Linked DNA regions of Homo sapiens: region 1 is linked to region 2. Evidence: chromatin loops called from intact Hi-C (ENCODE). Cell type or tissue: mammary epithelial cell. All regions are shown on one strand. Each heading gives the region's core, and the rest is flanking DNA. Links, peaks and the distances in the headings are about the cores only. Region 1 has its middle 110 kb from the start of SEM1. Region 2 has its middle 140 kb from the start of DLX6.

Evidence for each region. Peaks named below come from ENCODE experiments on the same cell type or tissue, not always from the same donor. Only the 100,000 strongest peaks of a DNase experiment are listed, where the experiment ranks them.
Region 1: a loop joins it to region 2, with 5 times the contacts of the local background. A loop is called at or near these places in 1 of 110 quality-filtered maps.

Annotation. Positions count from the first base shown.
Region 1 is chr7:96,594,952-96,597,877 of GRCh38, forward strand. It overlaps a transcript of SEM1 not described here. Among named protein-coding and RNA genes, the nearest start is that of SEM1, 110 kb to the right of the region's middle. RefSeq lists an enhancer at 1,173-2,089. In mammary epithelial cell, for the core only: a CTCF peak has its summit at 1,380 (motif pointing right); no DNase peak of the experiment used is centred there.
Region 2 is chr7:96,868,739-96,871,664 of GRCh38, forward strand. No RefSeq gene overlaps it. Among named protein-coding and RNA genes, the nearest start is that of DLX6, 140 kb to the right of the region's middle. In mammary epithelial cell, for the core only: no CTCF peak of the experiment used is centred there; DNase peaks (open chromatin) are centred at 1,643 and 2,393; H3K27ac peaks cover 537 bases.

The DNA.
Region 1 (2,926 bases), core at 296-2,795, 270 kb before region 2:
TCATCTATAAAAATGAATATATTTCAAGTCAAAGTGTACTTAAGATTAGTTACTGCAAAATAAAACTTAAAATGCCCTGAAATATTATAGCTCATATATAAAAAATTTAATGAACATTTCCCCAAATTTAACAGAATTCTAAAAATTTTTAGAATTTACATGAAGCTTCTATATCATGAAGCTGAAAGGAACTTTTCTCAAACTAGGTAATATTTTTTTTAATCAATGATGCTAAATAAAGTCTGAATCATCTTTCTTTTCTCTATATAAAAATAGTTAGGCCGGGCACAGGGGCTCACACCTGTAATCCCAGCACTTTAGGAGGCCAAAGTGGAAGGATCACTTGAGCCCAGGCATTTGAGACCAGTGTGGGCAACATGGCAAAACCCCATCTCTACAAAAACTTAAAAAACTGTCCAGCATGGTGGTGTGCACATGTAGTCCCAGCTAATTGGGAGGCTGAGGTGGGAGGATGACTTGAGCCCAGGAGGTCAAGGTTGTGGTGAGCCATGACTGCGTCACTGCACTCCAGACAGAGTGAGACCCCATCTCACAAAAACACAAAACAAACAAACAAACCATTGTCATATGAAAAGGCAATCAAAGACTCTGTTGTCCCCAAAGTAAGAACAACAGCATTATAGGAAAGTTGGGAAGTTAATTTCTAAAAGTCATGTTATTCTTCTTTGTTTTGTTTTTCGATTTTTAGATTTTTTTTTTAGGGCCAGATGTTTATAGATTTTCAGCTTTTAAAAAATTGTTTCTTATTCCAAATATTCATTTCTGTGCTTAATTTTATATTCATAAGTGTTCTATTCTGTTTGTTAAAGAAGACTTTCCCCCTAACTTGTAATGAGCTTCAGACTCATCATAACCTGAAGTGAACGCTGAGGTTGTCCAAACTCATAAAACTCGGTTGCATCCATGTTCATTTACACCAAGAAGGTGCTTATGGCCAACAAAGAGGTGTGTAGCCCTGTTACACACCTCTTCGATCAAAGAATAGAGCAAGCTATGCAGCCTTTGCAGGCATAGGGTGGAGGGGAGGGAGTTGGGAAGGATTCATGCAGAAACTGTTCATAGGATGCAGTGGACTTTGGAAATTCTTTGCAAACAGGTAAAGTAAGTTTCCTAAGCAGTATGTTAGGTCTCTAAGTGGTGCTTAAACATATCACAAAGGTAGCAGATGAAGGATCAGATTGTTAGGGAACAACTTGCTTGTAAAACCCAAAGAGCAGTGGTTGATCTGATAACTGGCGGATTCTTAATAGCTCAACACAAATAAACCACTTGTAAATGCCCCTGGGCTGGCCTGCCTTACAACCCTTTTCACATGGCAGTAATATATGGCCAGTAATTACCATAATGAGCCACCAGAAGGCATCTATTTGTTAGCCCTGGAAGAGCTTGCATCTGGCTTTTAGGTGTGAAGCAAGGAGAAGCAAATGACAAGAAGCATTTGAATATACATTTCCTCTGGGCAGCTACTTATTTGAACAGCTGCTTATGAGGCACACAGCACCATTAAGTCGGTCCAATTCAGGAGGCCGTGTGCATCTTGATTTCTATTTTTTTCTTTGAAGTATAGGACCAGCCTATTTTCTCCCCGGGTAATAATTTCTCCAAATTAAAAGTGGTTACCCGACTTAAAACCTGTGACAAGTCTATTGTGTTGACCTCTACAGCTGGGAGAGTGTGGAGGTTGCCAGGGAAATGGGCTCTAGAAACACATGGAACACACTCAGAAGTCACGTGCTAAATTGTTTGGTTTTAGATTAAGTTTCACTGGAAAAATGATCCAGAGCTTTCTTTCTCTCTCTTTTTTGTCTTTGTCAAAACAAAGACTGTATAACAAAGGCAACATTTTTTAGCCATCTGCTGAAAATACAAAAATATTTTCATCAAAATAACAAATTGGTGGTTTGTTGTGTCAGCTTGTACATTTAATAATTCCAATGATAAGCATTCCCCAGATATCAGAGGCAAATATGCCATCTGAAAAAAGAAAGGAATCTAGGTACATAAGAAATGAGCTATAAAATTACACTGAAGCTGGTATTGTAACAGGAGAATGGGGAGTGTTTTGAGGGGAAACTAACATAGAAATGGACAGGAGGTGAAAGGCTTTGAATCCTTGTAATGCTATGGCTAGGAATCAAACTAAAGTGTTTTCTCCTTTGCCACTGAGCATACTGTCATAGTCAGGGCCGGATTATTCAATGCCTTAACCATCTCTGCTTACGAAAAGATATTAGAAATGCTGTATATGTCTTGAACTATTAGGAGTATACGTGAAATAATGCATCTAAAACACTCAGGAGCATAAAACAAAGGTCCCTGGCATTTCTTACTGACCCAAAGTTTACCTTAGATAAAGAGATTTATATGGAACTTGGAAGAGGCATATCAGAAGTTTGCCTTGACATTCGTGGATCACTGAGCATTCCAAATGCCCTTAAGAAGATTATCAGGTGGTTGTGTTTTCTGAAGTTTCCTGATCTCTCCTTTTACCTAGTGGTCAAACTGTAGGCATTTGGTAGCTTATCCTTGAGATATTAGCAAGACACAAGATGACAGGGTTTGCACATAAAATACAGGTCACTATTATATATTCTTCCCATAGATTCATCAGCTTGCAATTTTTTTGGACTCCTGCACTTTATTTATGTTTTGGTTTAGTGAAGAACTTTACAATTATATATAAATTTCTCATATAGTATATATGATATATATATATATATATACACACACACACACCACATACACATGCACACACACATAGTCACATGGTTAAAGGATCTAAAACTGTATACAGTAAAATGCCTCCTCACTCTTGTACCCAATCCACCTAGTTATCTTCTGCCCATTGTTCATGCCCTAAATATTGTTATTGGTTTCGTGTGTGTTTTTCTTATATTTCTTTTTG
Region 2 (2,926 bases), core at 211-2,710:
CAAGGAGAAGGAAGTGGATCTTTTAGTTTTCCTTTTTTAATCAGGTTGGCTACTCGAGTTCAGAAAACAAGGGTCTTAACTTAGCCCTGGTTTCTATGAGGTTAGCAACAACTTTGCTCTTTATTGTTAAAGCAACTGAATAATGGTGCACCTCATTATAAATAGTCTTTGATAGAACATTCAGAAGGAACAAAGGAGTCAGCACTTACATTTCCTGCAAGCAAAAAAAGAAATCTGCCTTCATGAAATTAGGTTACCTGACTATGCTTAAAGCAGGGGCATTCTCTGCTACAGATATTTTTTTAACTGGTAGATTAATTCATCCATAATCCCAAGTTTATTTACATTGAGATCAATTAAACGTACAATCAGGTTTAGATGTTTCTCCTTTATCAACAATAGAAAGAAATTATTTATTCTTGAAATTTGTAATCGAAGAGATTAATACACAGAATGAGGTTGGGATAAACTAGAAACAAAATTGCCAGAAAGCTGATTGATACATAGTCTGCTAGGCTTAAGCCAATTCTATTATTATTGGATTCCAAACAGCATTACTAGCTTACCTACGCAGGTGACTAGTGAACTAAAGAATGAACATGGAAAGTCAGCAAATTATAATACATATATATTTCTTCAGAAGAAGTATGATTCTTAGGTAACCACTAACTTCCTTGCAAAGGACAGCTAAATTCTTCTCATCCCTCTAGCTAGGCTCAAGGTCTCAGAGTGACATTAACTCTCTTTTGTATTATTCTTGGGATCTACAATTTTCCTTACCCAGTAAAACATTACTTGTGGATGGCATATTAGTAAATGGCTTCGTAAACACCCTCTAAATTTCTGGAAGTCCGTTTTTTATTGTTCTAGTCTTTCTGCCATGATTGCTGCTGTTACCCTTTTCTTCCTATTGTACTTTGTGCTGGGTTTGGACTCCCATACACATCTTACCCACTGATTAATGTTCACTGACTTTGTGTGTAAGAGCCATAGCTCTATATTTAGAAAGAGCTGATGCACATCTTTCCCATTGAATATGTGTGTGACCTAAGAAAATTGCATATGTGCCTTTAAGCAACAGTTTTCTCATTTGCAAAATGGGAATAATAATATTATATATTTACTTTTTCATGCCCTAACTCATATTTGCTCATCTTCTGTGGATAATGTCTCTATGATACTAAAAACTTTCCAGCCTAAAAATTCACAGTGCAAGGGCTTGGTTACATACCCATAACCATCCTATTAAGTACTTTTTAAATGGAAGCATTCACAACCACTGTTACATTCTACGTGGTGTATTATCATTAAGTAGCTTCTCCTCTATTTTCACCTTGGTTTTCATTGTTTTCAGGACAGTTTGGAAAAATAAAGGTCTGGTGAGGATGGGGCATATCCAGCTACATTTTAACCAAAGCAGGGAGAAATGGGAGACAAAGCGCAGACTGTTGTCATTGAGGGAAGGGCAGTATCAGGAATTAGATCTCACTGGGAGGCCCCAGCAAGCCTAAGAGAGAGGAGCATGTGAAGTAGAGAGAGGATACCACATAGCAGGAGAAGGAGAGGATGTCCACCCAAGCCTTGTTTTCCTACTAATTTTACCAAAGGCTAGTCCTGACATGAGTAGCAAAACAGCACCAGTAACAATAACAGCAACAGCTGTTTGTTGAGCAAGGGTTGTATTGCTCAACATAACGTGGATTTTTATGGATCGAGTGCTTTATATGGATTATGTTATTTAGTTCTCACCACAGTTCCATGATGTAAGTAATATTATTTTACAGATAAGGATGTTGACAGTAAGGGATGTAAACTACTTGTTCATGTCACACTGCTAATAAATAGTGGCCAGTTGGGGATTTGAAAGCAAGGGAGTCTAATGATAGACTGGATAATTAGTTGCTTTTGCCATAAAATTTTAAATTTCAAAGATTCTATCCTTTTGTCCATAATATATGGCCTCATTTGTCTGCCCATATATCCTGATTTAAGATTCTGAAAATGTAGTCAATATAAGGTTCTGATAAATCAAGGACATAAGCTTCCTGTGCTTTCGCAAGCTTATTTCACAAGAAAGATATACCAACATCCTACATCAAGGCACAGCAACACGTGAAGACCTAGACTGTGATAAAAGAAAAGTCAGCCTCATTCCATTTCCCCCAAAAAGATGGACTGAATTTTCATAGAAAACCATCCAGTACAGAACAAGCAAATAAGCTGAATAAAATATGTAATAATTATCAAATCTGTAGCAAAAGTGAGAAAGGGATCCCTTCCCTCAAGGGCCAGAGAAGAGAAAACAAAACTCTACAGTGGTAAGCAAGCACTGGAGGCAATTTTTGACATATAGGTACATGCTGAAGCTTGCTAGTGAGAGCTGAGTTCCACAACCAGTGTGAGGATTGCATCAGCCCTTGGGGTGATCAGCTGGGCCTGGGGCAATCAAGGCTTCCACCTGGCTAATTACCTTTGCCCAAACACAGCTTCTCTCAGGGCCCTGAGGAGGACTGCTCAGGCAGAATGGTGGTGGTCCCACAGTTCTTGAGGAGGGTGAGCCCTATTAATGTCATCATGCCCTGTCCACTGCCTAAACTCACTGAGTGCAGCCCAGCAGGAACTCCACAACCTGAACATCCACTCCAGCAGCCAACTGCAGACTGACCATTGTGGATAACAATCAGCCTGTGGAGTCGATGGAGGAGATCATAAGCTTGTTGCCCAAGGAACATGGCATGTGTCTTCATCCATGTGTGTTGCTATAAAGGAATACCTGAGGCTGGGTAATTTAGAAAGAAAAGTGGTTTATTTGGTCTATGATTCTGGATAGATCAGGCATCTACATCCTGTGAGGGCCTCAGGCTGCTTCCACCCAGCAGACAATGAAGGGAAGCCAGTTTGTACAGAGATCACATGGCAACAGAAA